2 separate regions of the Homo sapiens genome follow, and region 1 is linked to region 2. Evidence: chromatin loops called from intact Hi-C (ENCODE). Cell type or tissue: testis. All regions are shown on one strand. Each heading gives the region's core, and the rest is flanking DNA. Links, peaks and the distances in the headings are about the cores only.

Region 1 (11,578 bases), core at 729-3,228, 75 kb before region 2:
TTTCCAGAATCATTACCCTCATGACTGAAACACCTACACACTCAAATTCCCTTCAAACCCCTTGGAATAATTACCCTTGGAGGTGAACATTTTTATGAGAATGAATGGTACAACTGTCTCTGAAGCCACGTTGATTGAGGTTGTATCATTACTCTGTATTGATCATTTTCACTGCCACCTTCACAGGCTAAGCCTGCTCCTTCAAAAACCCAGGCCAGACCTGTTGGAGTCAAAATCCCCACTTGTAAGATCACTCTTAAGGAAACCTTCCTGACGTCACCAGAGGAGCTCTATAGAGTGTTTACCACCCAAGAGGTAAGTAAGTCTTGTCCTTCAGGCCTCATGCCATCTGCCCTTCTAGGTGACTTGAGTTGGGGGCATATCCCTTCAGCAGTGTACAGAAGAGGTACTCACAAACTCACAACTGGAGCCATGAGGCCTTCATCAAAGTGAATTTTTCCCTCCCTCTATTCTCTTTTTTTTTTTTTGAGACGGAGTCTCGCTCTGTCACCTGCCCAGGCTGGAGTGCAGTGGCACAATCTCAGCTCACTGCAACCTCTGCCTCCCAGGTTCCAGCAATTCTCCTGCCTCAGCGTCCTGAACAGCTGGTACTATAGGCACACGCCATCACGCCTAGCTAATTTTTATGTTTTTTAGTAGAGATGGGGTTTCACCATATTTTTTAGTAGAGATGGGCTGGTCTGAAACTCCTGACCTCAAGTGATCTGCCTGCCTCAGCCTCCCAAAGTGCTGGGATTACAGGTGCAAACCACTGTGCTCGGCCATATTTATTTATTTTAAAAACAAAAGACCTGGTCTTGCTATGTTGCCCAGACTAACGTTGAACTTCTGGGCTCAAGCGATCCTCCTTCCTCAGCCTCCTGAGTAGCTGGGACTACAGGTGCACACTACCGTGCCTGTTCCAGTTTTGGGTCATATAAGTAGAAACCACTGAGTGAATCTTACTAGAAAAGTGAATGGCCATTCTTGGTTACTCTGTAGCACAGAAGAATTCCTGGCTTCTTTGTGTTGCACAGCTGACTTGTGCCATTCTGCTGCTATAGTGTGGAGTTGAGAAACATGACCGTATTCAGCTTTATTATCTGATAGTAAAGGTGGTTAGGATATGTGGAAGTTCCCATATACTCTGGGACAAAATTTCAAGATCTTATTTTTTAAACAAAAATGTAAATACAGCCATAAATTAAGAGGTACCATGTAGTATATGGGTGTTAGTATGTCTGTGCGCCTGCACCCAAAATACTCTCGTGATAAGTTCTCTCCCCCTTAGAAAACCAAGAACTGGAGAAGCAATTAAATGGACTGGGTTTTCTAGAAATTTAAAAAGATGTGTATAAACAAAATTGTACTGTACTTCAGAAAGTTATCTTAGTTGACTCCAGAGATGTGTTATGACCTGGCTATGCCAAAGACTGCATTCGATGGCTAACTTGGTTCTACTTGGTGCCTGCTGCCTTGAAGGACTTAGCAGCATAGCTGTGGTCTTCATGTGAATTGAATTTAGCACTTCAACACAGACTTCAGTTGAATCTCTGCTTCCAAACTAGCTAAAGTTTTCAGAGTTTTAAAATACTTTTGTATGGGAGGATTCCTAACATTTTTAACCTTCTGTTTATTTTTAATTTTGTACCATGTATTCGTATTACCTACTTTAAAAAATAGTAAAGTCTTATTAAAAGTAAAAGCGGCACCGTTGGGTAATCGAACACAGCAAAATGATACTGATTTCATATATATGGAGTAGGCCAGGCACAGTGGCTTACATCTCTAATCCCAGCACTTTGAGGGGCTGAGGCGGGTGAATTACTTGAGCCCAGGAGTTTGAGACCAGCCTGGCCAACATGGTGAAGCCCTGTCTCTACAAAAAATACAAAAATTAGCCAGGTATGGTGGTATGCGCCTGTAGTCCCAGCTCCTCAGGAGGCTGAGGTGGGAGGATCACCTAAGCTTAGGAGGTCGGGGCTGCAGTGAGCCATGATCATGCCACTGCACTTCGGCCTGGGCAACAGAGCGAGACCTATCTCAAAAAAAATAAAAGGGCTGGGCGCGGTGGCTCACGCCTGTAATCCCAGCACTTTGGGAGGCCAAGGTGGGTGGATCACGAGGTCAGGAGTTCAAGACCAGCCTGGCCAAGATGGTGAAACCCCATCTCTACTAAAAAATACAAAAAGTTAGCCAGGCATGGTGGCATGCGCCTGTAATCCCAGCTACTACAGAGGCTGAAGCAGAGAATTGCTTAAAACCTGGACGGGCGGAGGTTGCGTGAGCCGAGATCGCGCCACTGCACTCCAGCCTGGGCAACAAAGTGAGACTCCGTCTCAATAAATAAAAAAATAAAATAAAATAAAAGATGGAATAGATCTATTTTGGGACATGTTCTCAGAAATGATAATAGAAGTCTCAAACATTTACTTGAGAATTTTCTTTCATAAGCTCATTCTTATATCTTTCTGAACCATATACAATTTCAAATAAATAAAAGTAAACGGGTCCAAAGTAATGGCATCATCAGATCAGAAAGAATTCCCGAAGTCAAGTCCTGGCTGGTATTAAAACAGAATAGAGGGACACCCTGGACCCGCCTGTGGGGCAGACTGGTGGAAATGAGAGTTGAGGCATGCAGCCTTCAGCTGGCATTTGTCCTTGGGTCCCACTGAAAGCCATGTATCTTCTGCCTCTTTTTTTTTTTTTTTTTTTTTTTCCCTGCAGCTGGTGCAGGCCTTTACCCATGCTCCTGCAACATTAGAAGCAGACAGAGGTGGAAAGTTCCACATGGTAGATGGCAACGTCTCTGGGGAATTTACTGATCTGGTGAGTACCTGCCGGCCCTAGACTCAGGTTATTGCCTCTGGTCAGATGAGTGACATTTCTCTTTTTCTGAACTCTATAGGTAAAATGTAAGGCTTTAATCTCTTTGTTAATAAAACATTTTGTTTTTCAAAAAAAGGCTGTGATTTGAACTGTCTTGCAAGTAATATAATTGCACAGATGGTAGACTCCGTATGAAGGGCAGATGACTGATCCTAGCTAGGATTGGGTACATTGTAGTATATAATATAGACTGAGCTGTTTGATTATTTTAGGTCCCTGAGAAACATATTGTGATGAAGTGGAGGTTTAAATCTTGGCCAGAGGGTAAGTAAACATATTTATTGCCATTACCCCCAGAACTTTTTCTCTTTGCTGTAATTTTTTTTTTTTTTTTTTTGGAAACAGGGTCTCACTGTCACTCAGGCTAGAGTGCAGTGGCATAATCACAGCAAACTGCAGCCTTAACCTCCCAGACCCAAACGATCCTCCTGCTTCAGCTTCCCAAGTAGCTGAGACTACGTGTGCCACCATGCCAGCTTTTTTTTTTTTTTTTTTTTTTTTACTTTTTTACTTTTTTTGTAGAGATGGGGTCCTACTACATTGTCCAGGCTAGTCTCGAACTCCTGGGCTCAAGTGATCCTCCTGCCTCAGCCTCCCAAAGTGCTGGGATTACAGGTGCATGCCACCACGCCCACGTAATTTTAGTAGAGATGGAGTTTCACCATGTTAGCCAGGCTGGTCTGGAACTCCTGACCTCTGGTGATCCGCCCACCTCAGCCTGCCAAAGTGCTGGGATTACAGGTGTGAGCCACCACGCCCAGCCAGGTTGCCCCAGTCTTAAACTCAGATGGAAACCTAGATATGAAACCTCCGTCCCCTCTGCCTTTCCCAGGACACTTTGCCACCATCACCTTGACCTTCATCGACAAGAACGGAGAGACTGAGCTGTGCATGGAAGGTCGAGGCATCCCTGCTCCTGAGGAAGAGCGGACGCGACAGGGCTGGCAGCGGTACTACTTTGAGGGCATTAAACAGACCTTTGGCTATGGCGCACGCTTATTTTAGGGCCAGCGGCAGGGGACTCCAGCCTGCTGGACACTTCAGTCCAGCTCTCTCCTGACTGGGGCTTGCGACTCACAGGATTGCATCGTCCCAGCTGCTAACTTGGGGCCGGGGCCCCTCCCTTCCACATATACCTTGGGTTTGTGCATGTTTTCTGCTGGGTGGGTTCAGAGGGCAATTTCTCTTTTATGTGTACATATGCTAAATAAACATAATTTAAAAAACATGCGTGTCTGGAACCTATGTTGATTGAGTGGCTGGTATTGAGAGCTCCCTTGAAGGTTTTGAATTCAAAAAAGAAGGACAGGGTGGACAGCCTTGTCTCTATTCTGGGTAAGTGTAGGTAATTAAGAGGCACAGAGCCTGCTTCTCACTACCAGGCATTCCTGAGCTAGTCTTTCTTACTAGTAAATAGTTTCTGCCTTTTTACCCATAACAGTAGGGGAGGGTTGGTACTTGGGTAGGGAGTGCTAACACTATGCCTCTACTGCCAGTGCAGTTGACTTCTCACTTTGCACTGCCCATGGCCTCTTACCCTCTTGCAAAGATAAGTGATCACCAGATGCTGGTTTGGGATATGGGAAGGTGGGAGATTCCTAACTTGTGGCAGCTTCTGTTACATTGCAGTTACTGAGTACTAGACACTACACTGTTTACTTGCATTAACTCATTTGATCTCTATAATACGCAGTAGGTACTGTTGTCATTTGTTTTACAAGAACTTAATTAAGCCTTGGCTTTTAAATACATGTATTTTACATATAGCCAGGCGCAGTGGCTCAGGTCTATAATCCCAGCACTTTGGGAGGCTGAGGCAGGTAGATCACTTGAGGCCAGGAGTTCAAGACCAGCCTGGCCAACATGGCGAAACCCCATCTCTACTAAAAATACAAAAATTAACTGATGAGGTGGCACACGCCTGTAATCCCAGCCACTCAGGAGGCTGAGGCACGAGAATTGCTTGAGCCCAGAAGGTGTGAGCCAAGATTGCACCACTGTACTCAAGCCTGGGTGACAGAATAAGACTGTCTTGAAAAACAAGTATTTTACATAACATATTTGCTACAGGTGAGCCTTGGATTTCTTAACACCCAGATCCAACAAGCAGAGTTGAGATTTGCAACAAGGACTGTAACTGCAGAGCCCATACTCAGCAAATTGTTGTCTTTATTTAACAATATGTGGTACCATTAAGTTTGCTGGGCACTGACCATGAGCCAAGTGTTGGGGATATAGTGGGTTCAGACTGCCACATTGCAGGAAGAGGTAACAGTACCTGAACAGGGAGAGTCACTCCTGGACAAGCCTCGCCCTGACTTCCTGCACCCCAGCGGGAGTCAGTGCTCTCTAAGCCAGACGCTACCTCCTGCAGCTACAGCTATTTCCTTCGTCTGTTTATTGCCTGTTTTATTGGGTGGCAGCAAGACTTTGCAGGCTAAAACTGGTTAAAGCAGAGTTCAAGATCTGGTTCATTTACACTTCCCAAAGCCATCTTTGGCTTGAATTACAAGAGTGCTGGGCTGAACTAATCCACATCTAGTTTGACATTACATCTGCCTCCTAGGGGTGCAAAATGACGCCTTTTGATGAAGAACCTGGAGTCTAGCTTGAATCAAATCAACAGGCCCTTCCTAACAGACTCCTAACAGAGACGATTAAAAATGAGACTTTGGGCCGGGCGCGGTGGCTCACGCCTGTAATCCCAGCACTTTGGGAGGCCGAGGTGGGCGGATCACGAGGGCAGGAGATCGAGACCATCCTGGCTAACACGGTGAAACCCCGTCTCTACTAAAAATACAAAAAATCAGCTGGGCGTGGTAGTGGGCACCTGTAGTCCCAGCTACTCGGGAGGCTGAGGCAGGAGAATGGCGTGAACCTGGGAGGCGGAGCTTGCAGTGAGCCGAGATCATGCCACTGCACTCCAGCCTGGACGACAGAGCGAGACTCCGGCTCAAAAACAATTTAAAAAAAAATTAATTAAAAAAAAATGAGACTTTGGCTGGGAGCGGTGGCTCACGCTTGTAATCCCAGCACTTTGGGAGGCCGAGGCAGGCGGATCACAAGGTCAGGAGTTCGAGACCAGCCTGGCCAACATCGCAAAACCCTGTCTCTACTAAAAATACAAAAATTAGCCGGGTGTAGTGGCGGGCACTTGTAATCCTAGCTACTAGGGAGGCTGAGGCAGGAGAATCGCTTGAACCTGGGAGGCAGAGGTTGCAATGAACCGAGACCAAGCCACTGCACTCCAGCCTGGGCGACGGAGACTCTGTCTCAAAACAAACAAACAAACAAACAAACAAATGAGCCCTTTCGGCCAGGCGCAGTGGCTCACGCCTGTAATCCCAGCATTTTGGGAGGCCAAGGCGGGCAGATACCTGAGGTCAGGGATTCGAGACCAGCCTGGCCAACACGGTGAAACCCCATCTCTACTAAAAATACAAAAATTAGCTGGGCATAATGGCAGGTGCCTGTAATCCCAGCTACTCAGGAGACTGAGTGGGAGAATTGCTTGAACCTGGGACACAGAGGTTACAGTGAGCCAAGATCACGCCATTGATTGCATTCCAGCCTGGGTGACTGAGCAAGTCTCAAAAAACAAAAAAAAAGAAAAGAAAAAGAAAAAGAAAAAGAAAAAATGAGCCTTTTCACACACACCTGGCTGGAAAGTTACCAGTTCCAGAATACTTAGAATCAATCAAGTAGAGATGACCAATATGTTCATTAAACCCAAGGCACCAGGCTAAGTGCCTGCCATGTGACATGTGCAGTTGCCATTACGTGCCAGTATTGATGGCTATTCAATTCTTACCATTGCCATTTTACTGATAACATTTTGGTAAGCCATCTGGACCTAAAAAGCAAATGGCATAGCTAGAAATAAAACTGTGGACTTCGACTTTGTGTTTGAATAGTAAAAGTTCCACTTCCTAACAAATTGGGTGAATATCCTTATCTGTAGAATGTGCATAATAGGTGTCTTGTGAGAGCGTTCGAGATGATACATGTAGAAACGCTGGCACCTGGTGTCATTTAGCAAATAGTCGCTGCTGAATCCATTCAAAAGCCCAAGTGTTTGCCCTTAAGCCAGAATGCTATTTTGAAAAGCTGGCTAATTTTAATCCAAATTGCGTATCTTGGGCTAAGAGCTCTCCATGCCTGAGAGGAAGAACAATGCACAAAAGTGGACTCCACTCCTAAAGATTCTTACTCAGTGGGTGTGGGGTGTGGCCCATAAACAGAGTTTAATAAATACCCCAGGTGATTCTAATATCAGGGATGCACTTTGAGAAGCATCTCAACATATTAACAAAACAAAACCTCATTGTAAAGGAGCCACAGCAGCACATTTGGGTCCCTTTTGTGACTAATGGGGCAAAGGATCTAATCATTCTTTCTCTTTAAAGACCTCTTGACAGAGGTCAGCAGACTCTATACTGCTGGTTACCTAAAACTCTAGGAAGCATTCAATCTGACCAGTCTTGCCTAGCCTAGGGCCATTTGTGAGGCTAACCAGAGGGGGTAAAATTGGGCAAAACCATCTTGGTTGCTGGGGTAGCTGTTAAGGTAGAAACAGTCAGTGGTGTTCATGCTGGATTCATGGCCATGGATGAACTCCTGGTGTTGGGGACAGGAAGAACAGCTAGTCAAGCCAGTGATGTGACTGACACTGGAACAGAAAGGAGTGGAGGGACCCTCTGGTTTCATGGGCTTCCTCTGGGCTCTGATACCAGCTGCTCTGGAAACCCTCCCTTCATCAGGCTCACTGCTCCCGCCGTTGGCGCTGCTCCTCACACACAGGTGCTCCTAAAGCCTGCAGCCACCTGCGCAGTGTCTTTCTCCTTTGCATTGCTCGAATAAATGTAATTTCATAGCCGACCCACTCCCCAGCCCCTTTTGTTTAGTTTCTCTCATCTGTGGCCTGACACGGTAGCAATTTAGCATGCCACTTTAAATGTACAGATTTAAAATGGGGTTGGCTAAATTCAGTATGGGTAATAGAAAACCATTAAATATAGATTAAGACAGTACGTTTAAGTGCCAAAGTGAGTTATATTAGAAAGGAGGGGAATTAGCAGTTTCCTTAGAAAGCAGACTCTGGGATTACTCTGTCTTGTTACTTTTAAAAGTTTCTGCTGAAAAATAATTAGCCTCGAACTGGGCGCAGTGGCTCATGCCTGTAATCCCAGCACTTTAGGAGGCCAAGGTGGGTGGGCTGCTTGAGCTCAGGTGTTTGAGACCAGCCTGGGCAACAGGGCGAAACCCCACCTCCACCAAAAATACAAAAAAAATTAGCGGGGGTGTGGTGGCGTGGGCCTGTGGTCCCAGCTACTTGGGAGGCTGAGGTGGGAGGATCACTTGAGACCGGGAGGCAGAGATTACAGTGAGCCGATATCGCGCCACTGCACTCCAGCCTGGGTGACAGAGGGAGACCCTGTCTCAAAAAAAATAATAATTAGCCTGTGCTAATCTTACTGAATTCCTCAGACAAGAGAAAGGGAGTGAGCATGGCTCCTGTCTGGCGGCCTGAGACACTGCCCTCTCTAACCCTCTCATATTTCTAGTTGCAGGTAGAGTATTTTTAGACTATGGTTCAGGACAGACTAATAAACTTACCTCCGGCAGTGATGGTCATTGGAAATGTCTGACTCTCCGAGTGTCTCCAGTGGTGGCTCTGGACACACCTTCCTTTACTGCGCTTCCTGATATATCCCTGTCCTTCCCCACGTCAGGAGTGACAGTGGAGTGTCTAGTTGGGGTGCCCACTGAGGCAGAGCACGGATCCACCTCTCATCTTAGAGCTGTAGTTCTTTGGGCAACTCTTTGTTGGATCCCCTGACAGCAAATTACTTCCTGGTGGAGTAAAAGTGATTTACCTCTCTGACAAAGCTCAGAGTGAATGTGCCCCTGAGGTCCAGCCAGCTCCTCGTCCATCTCCTAGGCAGTGTGAATAAGGATAACTGATATTTAGAGTCTAACTCCTGCATGCCACAAGCTCTGCCTGCCCGGCTGGTCCAGGAAATGAAAAGGAGCCTGCTGTGGGTTAAGTAAGTTACAAGCACACCCATGGGAGTTTGACTTGGACCATAAGCAAGGGTTCCTTACACTCCTCCGCTCTGCCGGGGCCCGAAAGTCTTCATCAGGCAGAATTTGAAAATAAAGTGCTTTATTGCTGAGGAGCCCAGAGAGCTTCAGGGCGGCCATCTGGGGGCTAGGACTGAAGTCCCCTAACTTTTGGTGGCTCTTGTGAACAGAGACAGTTGAGACTTCAATATTTCAACCCCATAGAAGGCAAGGAAGTGCAGCCAGGGGAATGGGGAGGCAGGGAAGAGGCATGAGGTGTGCCGGGAGAGCGATTATGTGCATCTCTTCCCAACTCTGAGTTCAGTGCATTCAGTGATGCTGGCAGCATGACATGGGACACTGCTGGGAGAATTTACACCACAGAAGCTGCCCAAATGCAATAAATCAGGGCTTTTTTCCCCTCCCAGAGAACTGGTTTACTATAGACGTGTGACACACCGTCCCGAGCTAGTGCTGAACCCACCCAAGCCTGGCTACTGTGACAAGCTGTCACCTCCCCACTCGGGGGGAGTGCCAACTCCCAGCCCTGCACATCCCTACAATCAGCAGAACAGAGGGGGCTGAGCAAAGGAAAGGGACCAGAATTGGGCAACCCATTCCCTGCCTGGAGTCCACTTCGCCTCAGCTGGGCTGGCTTGCAGCCCAAGACTAAAGTTGGTGTCCAACAGAAAGGCAGCTTGGGGCTACAGATAGCCTCCTGTGCAGTGGCTCGTGGCAGGGAGTGGGGAAAGAAGGGCATGTGCACCACCCAGAGATAAGGAGGGGTGGCCACCCAGGCTGGATGCCCCCCCCGGCAAAGGATGGCTGTGCCCATGAGAAGAGTGGCCCTTCCTCTGCTGGCCATCAGGGTGGAGTAGGAGTGACTCGTGGCAGATCCCGGGAATCGGGATTTTTCTGGAGCTGCTGGCTAACACTTATGTGCAGAGCCAGGGCAGAAGAGCCCAGCTCCCAAGGAGGAGAAAAATGAGTGGCCAGGGTCCCAGCAGGCAGCAGAGGGAGGCCCCGGCAGACACATGCACATATGCACATTTCCAGGGCTCCCAGGGACACCCACCCTGGGCCCTACATACCCTTCAACCTTCTCACTAACCCCACTGAGATATCTGCTTCGGGGTCGCTGGCAGAGGGCACACAGCCTCGGACCAACCTCACTGGGGGAGCCCTTTCCTCACCCTGTCTGGGCAGGGGCGGGTGAGGAAAGTTCTCCCGTGCAACAGCAGCAGCCGCCTGCCCTCTCCCTGCAGTGTCTGTTCAGCAACCCCGTCACTAGTACTCCTTGGCCTCCTGCAACTGTGCTAGGTACTCCTCCTCCAGGGGGTTGTCGGTGCAGGCTCGGCCGTTGTTGGGAGGGAGCACAGCGTGGAGGCGGCTCCAGTCCCCCTTGCACAGGATCCAGGGCGTCGTGTCGAACTTGAAGTGCAGCTTAGGTGAGAAGTCGGTGCTGATGAGGTTGGGCATGCCGGCGCCCTTGCCACGGGTCAGCAGCCGGCTGTCCTCGTCATAGCAGCAGTGCTGGGCGGCCAGTGTGCTGCTCTCCCCAGACAGCATGGAACGCAGGCAGAAGCGCGCCGTGGGCTGGTAGATGTCCAGGCGCTCGCGAGGGCCACTGGCATCCCTCCACCGGAAGCTGCGGCCCTGGTGCTCGTCCTGTAGGCTCACAGGGCTGTCCATGGCCTCCAGTGGGTAGGCACACGGGCAGCTGGGCAGGTCCCGCAGCATCTGGCTCAGATACTTGATTAGGAAGTCGCTCTTGCAGTTCAGCCACTTCTCACAGCTGTCCACATCTGCAAAGGGCCACAAAGTGCAGGAGGGAAGCCAGTGACAGAGCCAGGCCCGTGTGGGGCGGGGACTGATTAAGGGCCAGTGCATGGGGAGAGAAGGCCCAGGCCCCAGCTGGTGCAAAGGCGTGGCTTGGTAGGGCCTTGGGGATGGAGAGAGGCTACCCCACACCATCCAGACAACCTGAAGCAAGAAGCTCTTGCTCAGAACAGACACAGGCCAAGGGGCTGGAGCAATGACCCAGATGTCCTCTGCGGTGCCATATGTCACATGCTGAATGGTGGGAAAGGTTTAGGTGTCATGTGCTGAATGGTGGGAAAGATCCTGAGATCTTGGAAAAGGATCTGGGGTGAGTGGAGACAGGTACAGCAGCTTTTCACCAACTGGTAAGAAGGTTTCATTATTTTAGCCACTGGACCATTCTTGTTCTGAACGCTGCCTTTCTCAGGCAATCTGGCCTGGGGTGAGTCATTTGGCCACTTTGGGCCTCCTGTGGCCCCCTCTGTCTATGCTGCTCTCCTCCCCATCTCCACCTCGGGAAACGTGGCCTTTTTTTAAACTATATTTTTATTTAATTTTAAAATAAATTATATCCCTCAAAACAAAAACCTGAGGCTAAAGTACATCTGACTGAGGTTCTCTTAAATAGAAGAGCTGGGGGGCCAGGCGCGATGGCTCACGCCTGTAATCTCAGCACTTCTAGAGGCCAAGGCAGGAGGTAGGAGCTCAAGACCAGCCTGGCCAACATGGCAAAGTCCCGTCTCTACAAAAAATACAGAAATTAGCCGGGCTTGGTGGCGCATGCCTGTAATCCCAGCTACTC
Region 2 (11,578 bases), core at 4,456-6,955:
GTCAAGTAATATAATTTATTCCAAAGCCACACTTTTCTATGTAAACAAAAGACAAGTGATAACTTTTAAAAAGAAGAAAAAAAAACCTCTCTTAGAGCTCTATTTCTTTTTCTACCATTAGATCAGTGGTAAAGATAAAATACTACTAGTAAAAACTCCTATGGACAATTTTCTGCAGTTTAGGTGAAAATCATGCAAATCAGTAAATACAAGCAATTTGTAAATTTTAATTTTGTTTTTGTTATTTTCTACCAATGTCTATGTATTCCCCCACCCCCCCACTTCTTTTTTTGAGATGAAGTCTCGCTCTGTTGCCCAGACTGGAGTGCAATGGTGCAATCTTGGCTTACTGCAACCTCCGCCTCCCAGGTTCAAGCAATTCTCCTGCCTCAGCCTCCTGAATAGCTGGGACTACAGGCACCTGCCACCACACCCAGCTAATTTTTGGAATTTTAGTAGAGATGGGGTTTCACCATCTTGGCAAGGCTGATGAACTCCTGACCTCGTGATCTACCCGCCTCTGCCTCACAAAGTGCTAGGATTACAGACGTGAGCCACTGCACCTGGCCTATGTACTTCTTATCTTTAAAAACCCCAAAGAAACCAAAGAACACTATGAAAGATAAAGGGCAGAAGTTAAAAAAAAAAAAAAGTTATGGAAAGATTCCCTATGGCACATTTTAAGACATGTCTCTACTTTGTAATTCATTAATTTGCTCTTGTTTATAAGTTCCTGTTACTGTACTTATGCCGTTTATGTGTGGTCTCGTGTTGCCAGAACAAACTGCAAACTCTGAGGACAAATACTGTTATATTTTTTTCCCTAGTAACTCCCCCAAGAACACTGAGCAGATAAGCCAAGTTGAAATACGCTGGGAAAATGAAAACACGTTATGTATTCGAACTAATTTAAATTACAAAGCAAAATTACCTATATAGTCAATTACATTAAGGCAAACAATCATCTAATACATTAATAAATATCTAGTACACAAAAAGCATTCTGGAACTGGATCCATGAGTTCAAACTGGCTCCAACACTAGTAACTATGTGTCCTTGGGTAAGCAACTTAACCTCTTTGTTTCCTTAACCTCTCAGCTTCCCCCTTTTGTAAAAGAGGGAAAATAATGTCTAACATTTAATACTTGTTCTGAGAATTTAATGAAAAGCAGTTAGAACAGTGCTAACTACATGGTAAGCAGACAATAAACGGCCACTGTTATTTCACTTGTTCATGTATTCTTCTCTTAAAATCATGCTGTTCCTATCTTCCATACAACATGTTCCGACCCTTCGGCTTAGCCTTAACTTTGAAAAATGAAATGAACGACTATCTTACTTCCCTTGTTGTTTCCAATTCTCCATTTTCTATTTCCTGTGCACACTCTTATTAATTTTAACACATAACACAAGGACACAGCTGATTTTACTAACATATAATCACTTCATTCTCTAATGCTCTGATTTATAGTTTATAAACAAGCTTCATATATTTTACCCTCTACGATGCTATGAACTTTCCAAAGCTTTTGAGGTTTTCCTTTATTCTCCAATTTAGAGTACCTCTACCATCACATCACCCAGTAATTATCATCCAGGTGAGGCAAATTACCTTTGCAAATCTGAGTGTTCAAGATGGCAAGCAGACACCGTCCTTTTCTGAAAACTACCACTCATGCACACCCCATCATAATGGGGATGGGATCCTGTCTCTACCTGAGCTAATTTTATTCTCACATCTAATAATCTAGAATAGGCACAGAGATATGCTTGCATGGAGGACATTTTAAACTTGAAATAATAAGACAGTCATTTTGGATGTCATACATCAAAGCAGTAATGCAGGTCTCAGAAAGAAAGAGAGAACTAATAATTTCACCATCTTCCTGAATTTCACTTATTAGTAGTTTTAATTTGGTTCTATATAAACTTTTTTTTTGAGACAGAGTCTTGCTCTGTTGCCCAGGCTGGAGTGCAGTGGCTTGATCTTGGCTCAATGCTACCTCTGCCTCCCGGGTTCAAACTATTCTTGTGCCTCAGCCTCCCAAGTAGCTGGGATTACAGGCATGCGTCACCACATCTGGCTAATTTTTGTATTTTTAGTAGAGATGGGGTTTCGCCATGTTGCTCAGGCTGGTCTCAAACTCCTGACCTCAGGTGATCCACCTGCCTCAGCCTCCCAAAGTGCTGGGATTGCAGGCATGAGCCACTATCCCCAGCCTGTGGTATATAAACTTCTGAAGTCAGACTATCTACGTTTGTATCCTGGCTTGAGCATCTAGTAGCTGTATGGCTACAGCCAAGTCACTTAACCTCTGAGTTTGGTTTCTTCATCTGCAAAATGGGAATGGCAATGGGGATGATGATGATGATGATAACTACCTACTAGATAAGGCTGTTTTAAGAAAATGGGATACTCCATTAAAGCACTTAATGAAATGCTTAAACAAACGGTCTTTAAAAACTTATTTTATATTTACATATGTAAGATCATTTATATTATTTTCTATTTTTGTTATTTTACCTATAACAAGACCTATAATATTTTAAGGCCTATTCTTCTATCATCAAATTGGGAAAAAACAGAAACAAATGGGCATATATCCTTTTTATCTTCTAGGGAGATATTAAAGACCTTGAGGAAAAAGAGAAAAGGCAAGCCAACAGGAGACAGTTATTTTCTAACTCTAAGGCCCACTCAGACACCAAAAAGAGAAAAAATTAATTAAAAAAAGAAGGATCTAAGTGGTATTAAGAAATAATTGTAATCTAACACTAAGAAACTGTTGTTTATTCTGAGAATTCAAAAAAATGAAAATTTTATCTTAAGAGGCTTTTTTTTTTTTTTTTTTTTTTTGGAGATGGGGTCTCGTTGTGTCGCCCAGCCTGGAGTACAGTGGTGTGATCTCGGTTCATTGCAACCTCTGGCTCCTGGGCTCAAGTGATCCTCCTGCCACAGCCTCTCAAGTAGCTGGGATTACAGGTGCCTGCCACCAAGTCTGGCTAATTTTTATATTTTTAATAGAGATGGGGTTTTGTCATGTTGGCCAGGCTGGTCTCAAACTCCTAACCTCAAGTGATCTGCCAGTCTTGGCCTTCCAAAGTGCTGGCATTACAGGCGTGAGCCACTGTGCCCAGCCGCTTAAGAGGCTTTTGAAGCTATATGTTATTTTTTTGTAGCTGGCACGTGGTTAAGTAGTCAAAAACAGATTGCTGACTGAATAAACTTCTTATTGTGGCTTGAACTAATAAAAAAACACAATTAAGCCAGGCAAGGTGGCTCATGCCTATAATCCCAGCACTTTGGGAGGCCGAGGCAGGCAGATCACCTGGGGTCGGGAGTTCTAGACCAGCCTGACCAACATGAAGAAACCCTGTCTCTACTAAAAATACAAAATGAGCCAGGTGTGGTGACACATGCCTATAATCCCAGCTACTCGGGAAGCTGAGGCAGGAGAATCGCTCGAACCTGGGAGGCGGAGGTTGCGGTAAGCAGAGGTTGTGCCATTGTACTCCAGCCTGCCAGCATGGGCAACAAGAGCGAAACTCTTGTCTCAAAAAAAAAAAAAAAAAAAAAAGTAATAAGAAGGTCCTCTGGATATGTTTTGAAGATCAGACAGCAATAAAGGAATAATATGCCTTAAAAGGCCTGAAACATACAAAAAAAATGTAATGGACAGAGTTCTTATCTGCTAATAAATTTAACACCACATTCTCAATTAGCTGTGCATATGCAGGAAGAGGAAGGCACAGCAGCCCAGATCATCAAGAAATGGTCTCCATTTGATTTTGAAATGCATTTTATTTATTTTTACTTTTATTTTTTAATTTTTTAAATTTTTTGAGACGGAGTCTTGCTCAGTTGCCCAGGCTGGAGTGCAGTGGTGTGATCTTGGCTTACTGCAACCTCTGCTTCCTGGGTTCAAGTGATTCTCTTGCCTCAGCCTCCCGAGTAGCTGGGACTACAGACGGCCGCCACCACACCTGGCTAATTTTTGTATTTTTAGTAGAGATGGGGTTTCGCTATGTTGTCCAGGCTGGTCTCGAACTCCTGACCTCAAGCGATCACCCACCTTAGACTCCCAAAGTGCTGGGATTACAGGCGTGAGCCACCGCACCCAGCACATTTTATTATTTTAAAGGTAGATCTCTCTCATTGCTAACATTTAATTATGGCATAAGTCCATATATACCAGTTCCACTGAGGGGAAATGAGTGATATAATGCATGTTTAGTTGCAGAAGTAGTTTAGAACTACAAATATGCCATATATAATCTGTTCACAGAACCAAAAATATGTGTAACATGTAAAATCTAAGAATAAGGCAAAGTGTAACTGTACTCAGAAGGTATGCTTGCAAAACATTTTATTTATTTATTTATTTATTTATTTATTTATTTTGAGTCAGGGACTCACTCTGTCACCCAGGCTGGAGTGGTGTGATCTCAGCTCACTGCAATCTCCGCCTGCCAGGCTCAAGTGATCCTCCTGTCTCAGCACCTCAAGTAGCTGGGACTATAGGCATAAGCCACCATGCCTGGGTAATTTTTGTATTTTATTTTATTTTTTTGTAGAGACAGGGTTTCACCATGTTGCCCAAGCTGGTCTTGAACTCCTGGGCTCAAGTGATCCACCCGTCTTGGCCTCCCAAAATGGTAGGATTACAGGTTTAAGCCACCAGGCCCGGCCTACAAAATTTAAATATAAATAACAAACTAATTCTTACCAAAAGCAGCACATTCATCTATCAAGAGTAACCTCTTCCTAGCAATGCCTTATGATGGCCTACTTTCATTTAAATTACTATTTTGAACTTAGAAATGCAAGGACTCTGTGCACACAGACTGGATGATCTGGATATACACCCATTTAGAAGCGGGGGGTCCATGTGGAAATGTGTTCTAACAGTAGGTCATCAAATTTTCTTTTTTAAAAAAGAAGCAGTCTTTCCTTTGCTCATCTTTTAAAATGATCAATGGTCACTTTCTTTGAACAGCTCTAAAGTGGGGGGAGAAGGCAGCAGATAACACTTTAAACTCTTGTCACACTTTCCAGATCAGTAAATTATATACTCATCACAAGCATCTAGATGGGATGCATCATGAATATATCTAAGAATATCTAGGCCAGGTGCAGTGGCTCAAGACTGTAATCCCAGTGCTTTGGGAGGCCAAGGCGGGTGGATCACCTGAGGTCAGGAGTTCCACACCAGCCTGGCCAACATGGAGAAACCCCGTCTCTACTAAAAATACAAAGAGTAGCCAGGCATAGTGGCACGCGCCTGTAGTCCCAGCTACTCAGGAGGCTGAGGCATGAGAATGGTTTGAACCTGGGAAGCGGAGGTTGCAGTGAGCCAAGATTGTGCCACTGCACTCCAGCCTGGGCAACAGAGTGAGACAGACTCTGTGTCCGGAAAAAAAAAAAAAAACCAAGAAAAACCCACAAAGAATATCTGAAAGTACCAAGTGAAAAGTGAAGAAGGAAGTAGGGTGAGAGGGAGAGTAGAGCATGTAAAGAAAAAAAAAGTCAGTGAAGATATTTTTAAAAACCAGAGTATACTGGTATTTGAATTTATTTCTTTTGTGTTTTTTTTCACATTATCTCACAGAAAGATAAAGAATCTTATCTAAAAGCTCAAAATGAAAATAAAAGAAATATTAGCTAACAGGACAGATTGATTTTAACAACATGTTTCCCGTAAGTCCTAACTAAATGGCACTGGAAAATCTTTCTGTTAAGAAAAGGAAAATAAATGGACCTTCAACAGGCTCTTTATAAGCAAAGGCATTTTCGTGCCCCAGAGAACAGTCTTGTAAAAGGGAGATTTATAAGGGACTTCCAGGAAGCAAGAGTTCAGTAATTTTCTAACACTGAAGCAAAGCAACGGGAACTAGGTTTACCATCTCCAAGACACAACCCCTATTTTGCTAGACTGGCGACAAATATCAAAGTGCTCAGCCGGGGCCACTGTCAAGCTAAAGAACATCAAAGCAGACAGATCTGCGTCTTCATATCCTAGGGATGCTGTTCTAAAGCAGCCCCTTGGTTTCCTATCTCCCTGTAAGAACTAGAACTGCTTTTGCTAACACCAAGTACTGCACAGTAAATTCCTCTTAAAAGCACAGTTTATCACCCCCACCCTCTTGTGGCTTAATCCTTTAATTCATTTCAATGCCAAAAACTAGGATTTCCTGAGGACTGCCACAGGATGTATGACAAGCAGCAGGGGCAAGCTTAAAGTTGCTGATTCAATATAATCAGAAGTTTAAAAGAATGGTTGCTAATGCACAGCCAGAAACAGAGGGCCCTCCACAAAAGGCAGAAAAGAGGCCAAGTGCCTGTGAAAAATCAAGGAACTGAGTTTTAACGGGTGCCAACCCACAGGCAGGACAGAAAGTCTTTTGTTTGTTTGTTTTTGAGACCAAGTCTCACTCTGTTGCCTGAGCTGGAGTGCAGTGGCACGATCTCAGCTCACTGCAACCTCCACCTCCCGGGTTCCAGTGATTTTCCTGCCTCAGCCGCCTGAGTAGCTGGGACTACAGGCGTGCACCACCACACCCGGCTAATTTTTGTATTTTTAGTAGAGACACGGTTTCACTACTATGTTGGCCAGGCTGGTCTCCAACTCTTGATCTCGAGTGATCCGCCCACCTTGGCCTCAGAAAGTCTTAATGGACCATTCTACTGTCCTCTGTTGGGGCTGGAACATATCACAGGCTACTCTGAGACAAAGAGATAAGGAACGTAAACACTGTAGTAATGTATCTACCCACAGATGAAGACAGCTAGCAAATAAAGGTAATCTCTGGTAAAGGCTTGGCTTGGATTTAAGTTAACAGTTTTAGAGGTAGAAGGCAATACAATAAGACAATCAGAGTTTTACAAAACGGTTAATACTAAACATTTTAACAACTTTATAGTGGGCAAGGCCATTTGTAGGTTATGTACTAAGTAATTTGAGGATTAATAGGTTATAAAAATACAAGCAGCCCCCCCCAAAAAAAGTAAAACAAAAATAATTAATTCCAACTAGCCTTAGGAACCATGACCACAGATCTCTGAATGCTTAGTTCTGTTTTCCTGCTGCACCTAACTGGTTTCTAACTTCTCCACCTATGCCACTGATTCAATCAGCCAGAATCATCAGCTGTTCAGAAGGGAGTGTCAGCATCCCAGGCATTTAGAGTTCCAGAAACAACCAAAAATGGCAACTTAGCTCTGCCAGCAAATGCCTGTCTTACAAGCCAAACATCTCCCTCATTTGTATCTTGACTTCCAGTTTCTTTTCCTTTTTCAATTACCATCAATCAGTAGAGCTGCTTTGGTACTGAGGTAAAAAAGTTAAAAGGAAAAAAAGAGGATTGTCAAAAAGACAATCCTCTTTTTTATTTTCTAGAGATAGGGTTTCCCTCTCTCATCCAAGCTGGAATGCAGTGGTGTGATCATAGCTGGGTTTGTGCAATCCTCCGCCTTGGCCTCCCAAGTAGCTAGGATTACAGACGTGTACCACCACACTTGGCTAATTTTTAGAATTTTTTGTAGAGACAGAGGCTCACACTATGTCACCCAGACTGGTCTCAAACTCCTGACCTCAAGTGATCCTCCAGCTTCAGCCTCCCAAAATGTTACGATTACATCCCAAAATGTCAGGATTACCATATCCAGCCTAAGGTTTTCTTTTCAATGCATATTCTAGGGCCTCATCCACCAAGACTCAGTAGGGTGGGTGGAACAAACTAGAATCTTCATTTTTAACAAGCAGCAGTGGTTCTGAAATGGGGCCTTACATGAGAAGCATCTGGGGTGCTTTTAAATAACACCATGCCATGGCAGGGAGGCCTCGCCTTGAGATACTCAATGGGTCTACAGAAGGTCTCTAACACTGGCACTATTTTTTTAAGCTTTCCTGTGTGTAAGCAAGGTATGAACCACTGTACTAAAAGTACCTCTGATGCAGGTGGTCCATGGACAAAGTCTGAGAACAGGGGCTTAAAGAGTTCATGTTAATGAGGTCATTCTGAACCTGACAAAGACTCTCTCCTTTGACCAAACTTGAGTCAGGCTCCTCTTGGAGTCCTTTCTGATAAAGTCCTGACGTTGCGCCTCCTTCTCCATTCTTGCAGAATCCAGTTTGAGCAATAATCCTGCTAAGTCAGATTAGAGAAAATCCCCTACATGACTACCCCTGGTATCTTATCACCCTGGCCTACCTTCAACAAGAATGCTGAAGGCAAGCATCCCCCTTACCCCTGATGTTTCCTCTTAGTATTTTTCTATCTACTCACTCCCACCCTGTTCCTTGGCTGTAAATCCTCATCTGTCCTTATTGGAGTCAGACTGCAGCCCACCCTCTCTCCCCCACTGGAAGACCCCATTGCAGTCATCCCTATGCTTATTACCATGGCCCCCTTGAAGGAAGTCTGTCTTATCATGTTTCACAAGTGACAGGAATAATTTTTTCTTTAACACCTCACTCTACTGCCAAAGTAGATAGCAGGGAGGTAGATACAAATAAAATATTTAGATAATTAGAAAAACTATAGGTGACAATTAAAAAAAAATCAATTCCTTTTTGGAAAGCTTTCAAATCCGGCAAGCTCTTAGTAGGGTATCGGGCACTTTTTTTTTTTTTGAGATGGGAGTTTCACTCTTGTCTCCCAGGCTGCAGTGCAATGGCGTGATCTCGGCTCCCTGCAATCTCCACCTCCCAGGTTCAAGCCATTCTCCTCCATCAGCCTCCCAAGTAGCTGGGATTGCAGGCATGCGCCACCATGCCTGGCTAAATTTTTTTGTATTTCAGTAGAGACAGGGTTTCGCCATGTTGGTCAGGCTGGTCTCAAACTCCTGACCTCAGGTGATCCACCCGCCTCAGCTTCCCAAAGTGCTGGGATTACAGGCGTGAGCCATCGTGCCCGGCCGGGTATCAGGTTCTTACTTTGAGCAGATTCCATCTATCAGGTCACTGGTTTATACATATTAAGTATCTGCTATAAAGTTGGGGAACAGCTAGGATCAAGTCTATTTGATGAAAAATAAAGCCCTCAGACATAATTCTGGGGGGAGAAAAGCAATTCCAATTATGTGAAGGTTTAGAAAGTTAGAATTATTCTTCAACAAACAATAGACACTGGGCATCCTAATTGCTAGCTTCAAACTAACTCTGAAACGAGGCACAAAAGGAGAGAATGTTCTTGTTGCAAGAAACTTTTAATAGCATTTGGATTTGGAAGAAAAAGATAGCAGTGGAATAAAAAATAGACACACCATGTTGCAAAAGCTCTTGAGTATTCAGAATCCATTTCTGAAGCAGAAAGGTGGGGAAAGGGCTACTGATCCATGGAGAGAAAACAGGGAGGCAAATGCCCAAAAGAGCTTTCATTTGTTGGGCTGATTACTCACAATTAAACTTTGGAAAATTAGCAGAAAATTAGAAACAGATTATAAAATAGTCTGTTTTAATAAAATGCTAACTATCATCATGCAACCTCAGAAGTAGAAGCAGATGGAGTTAGAAAAGCTACATTCTAGTTGGAGACAAGATATTGAGAAAACTTGTTCCATACATGAGCTCAAATTTCTCCACCTGTAAGGTGGTCATATTGCTTGCTGATTTCAGAAGGCTTAAGCCATTGGTTAAAAGGCCTTTTGTGCTCAATAATCAAGAAGCTGCTTTAAAAAATAATCAAGAAGCTGCTTTGATTGCTGATAATTTACTAGAGTGACAGTATCCACAGAAAAATTTCATTTATATAGAAAGTTATTATATAAGAAATCTAAAATATGAGTTTGCTTCAAAAACTTAGCTGGTTTAAGGAAGTTTAAGGTTTTAGGGGAGTGGGAGTGAGTGAAGGAGGAGGTTGTAGAAGAGAATGGAGGAGGAAATTGAGAAAAGACAAGCTGAACAAAGGAAGAATTTATCTGTGCCTCTGAGACTAGTTCTTCCCGGGAATCTTACCCCTACCACTGGACTGTTTTTTCAAAGGCAAAGATCACCTATTGTTCAACTCTGCATCTCCCACACAGCATATCTACCACTATGTAGAGAGTAGTTGCTTGTTGCTTGATAAGTGTTTAACAAATGGTAAAACACTTTTTTTTTTTGGAGATGGAGTTTCGCTCTTGTTGCCCAGGTTGGAGTGTAATGGCGCGATCTCAGCTCACCGCAACCTCCTGTGTTCAAGCAATTCTCCTGCCTCAGCCTCCCAAGTAGCTGAGATTACAGGCATGCGCCACCACGCCCAGCTAATTTTCGTATTTTTATTAGAGACAGGGCTTCTCCATGTTGGTCAGGCTAGTCTTGAATTCCCGACCTCAGGTGATCCGCCTGCCTTGGCCTCCCAAAGTGCTGGGATTACAGGCATGCGCCACCACACCCAGCTAATTTTCATATTTTTATTAGAGACAGGGTTTCTCCATGTTGGTCAGACTGGTCTTGAATTCCCGACCTCAGGTGATCCGCCTGCCTCGGCCTCCCAAAGTGCTGGGATTACAGGTGTGAGCCATCGCACCCGGCGGAAACAAGTATTTTTTTTTTTTTTTCCAAACAACAGCATTCTAGGCAGAAAGTCACAAAACAGGAGGAAGCGAGTCTGATTCCCAGCATCAGATAAACTGCTAAACTCTACTGTGGGTAAGAACAAAACTGTGCTTACCAGAAAACTTAATTTTTATTTCGATGAATTTCTAATAGTGAAATAAATTACTTTAAAGCACAACAAAGAAGAAAGTCAACACCCAAACGTTCTTGGGCTCAGGAAGTATGGTGCTTGACGGGAGGGTTAAAAGCTGTCAGCCCTGAAGACAGGCAGGAAAGTCTCTCTTTATGACCCCCTCCCAGCAAGGCTGTGTTTTTTCAACACTTCTAACCCTTCTGCATGGGAATCTTGGAATGTTTTTTTGTTTTGTTTTGTTTTAAAGAGACAAGGTCTCGCTATGTTGCCCAGGCTGGAGTGCAGTGGCTATTCACAGGCGTAATCCCACTACTGATCAGCAGGGGAAGTTTTAACCTGTTCGTTTCCAACCTGGGCCAATTCACCCCTCCTTAGGCAACCTGGTGGTCCCCTACTTCTGGGAGGTCATCATACTGATGGCTGAACTTGGTGCAGACACGTCTCTGGCACAGTGTGCTACAGCCCAGGACTCTTGGGCTCAAGCGATCCTCGTGCCTCAGCCTCCTGAGTAGCTGGGACTCCAGGCATGTGCCACTGCATTGTCCTGGAATGTCTTTTTTTTTTTTTTTTTTTTTTTTTTTAAGTGTCTCAGTTCTCTTAGTTTTTGACAGTTCCCCGGTATTCTCAAGGTGATCATTTAACACCTAATTAACAAGTCTATTACTGGAATTAATTCAAATGAGCCAAACCTAGTTTTAATTAAACCTCAATCTGCTCAGGGTAGTCTTTTTTCTCCTACATCAGTAGCTGCCTGCAAGGACCCAGTTCCTTTCAAAACAAAGAAGTACAAAACTCTATAAAGCGTTCTGACATTATTTAAAAATGTATCTATTAAAATGTACCTATCTAGTTAATTTGGTTCCATAATTTGGTCATTCTGGCTTAACATTCAACTATTCAAGCAAT

What was found. Peaks named below come from ENCODE experiments on the same cell type or tissue, not always from the same donor. Only the 100,000 strongest peaks of a DNase experiment are listed, where the experiment ranks them.
Region 1: it touches region 2 in a loop (6-fold over the local background); 69 of 110 quality-filtered maps call a loop at or near these places.

The regions. Positions count from the first base shown.
Region 1 is chr14:77,465,353-77,476,930 of GRCh38, forward strand. AHSA1 (activator of HSP90 ATPase activity 1) reads left to right here. Exons shown (of 9, transcript NM_012111.3): 6 at 187-315; 7 at 2,731-2,832; 8 at 3,105-3,156; 9 at 3,725-4,120. The coding sequence ends at 3,897. ISM2 (isthmin 2) reads right to left here. Exons shown (of 7, transcript NM_199296.3): 7 at 9,042-10,760. The coding sequence ends at 10,243. Among named protein-coding and RNA genes, the nearest start is that of AHSA1, 13 kb to the left of the region's middle. In testis, for the core only: no CTCF peak of the experiment used is centred there; no DNase peak of the experiment used is centred there.
Region 2 is chr14:77,536,649-77,548,226 of GRCh38, forward strand. All of the region lies in intron 9 of SPTLC2 (serine palmitoyltransferase long chain base subunit 2), which reads right to left. It also overlaps the pseudogene RN7SL587P. Among named protein-coding and RNA genes, the nearest start is that of ISM2, 44 kb to the left of the region's middle. RefSeq lists an enhancer at 5,906-6,407. In testis, for the core only: no CTCF peak of the experiment used is centred there; no DNase peak of the experiment used is centred there; H3K27ac peaks cover 2,500 bases.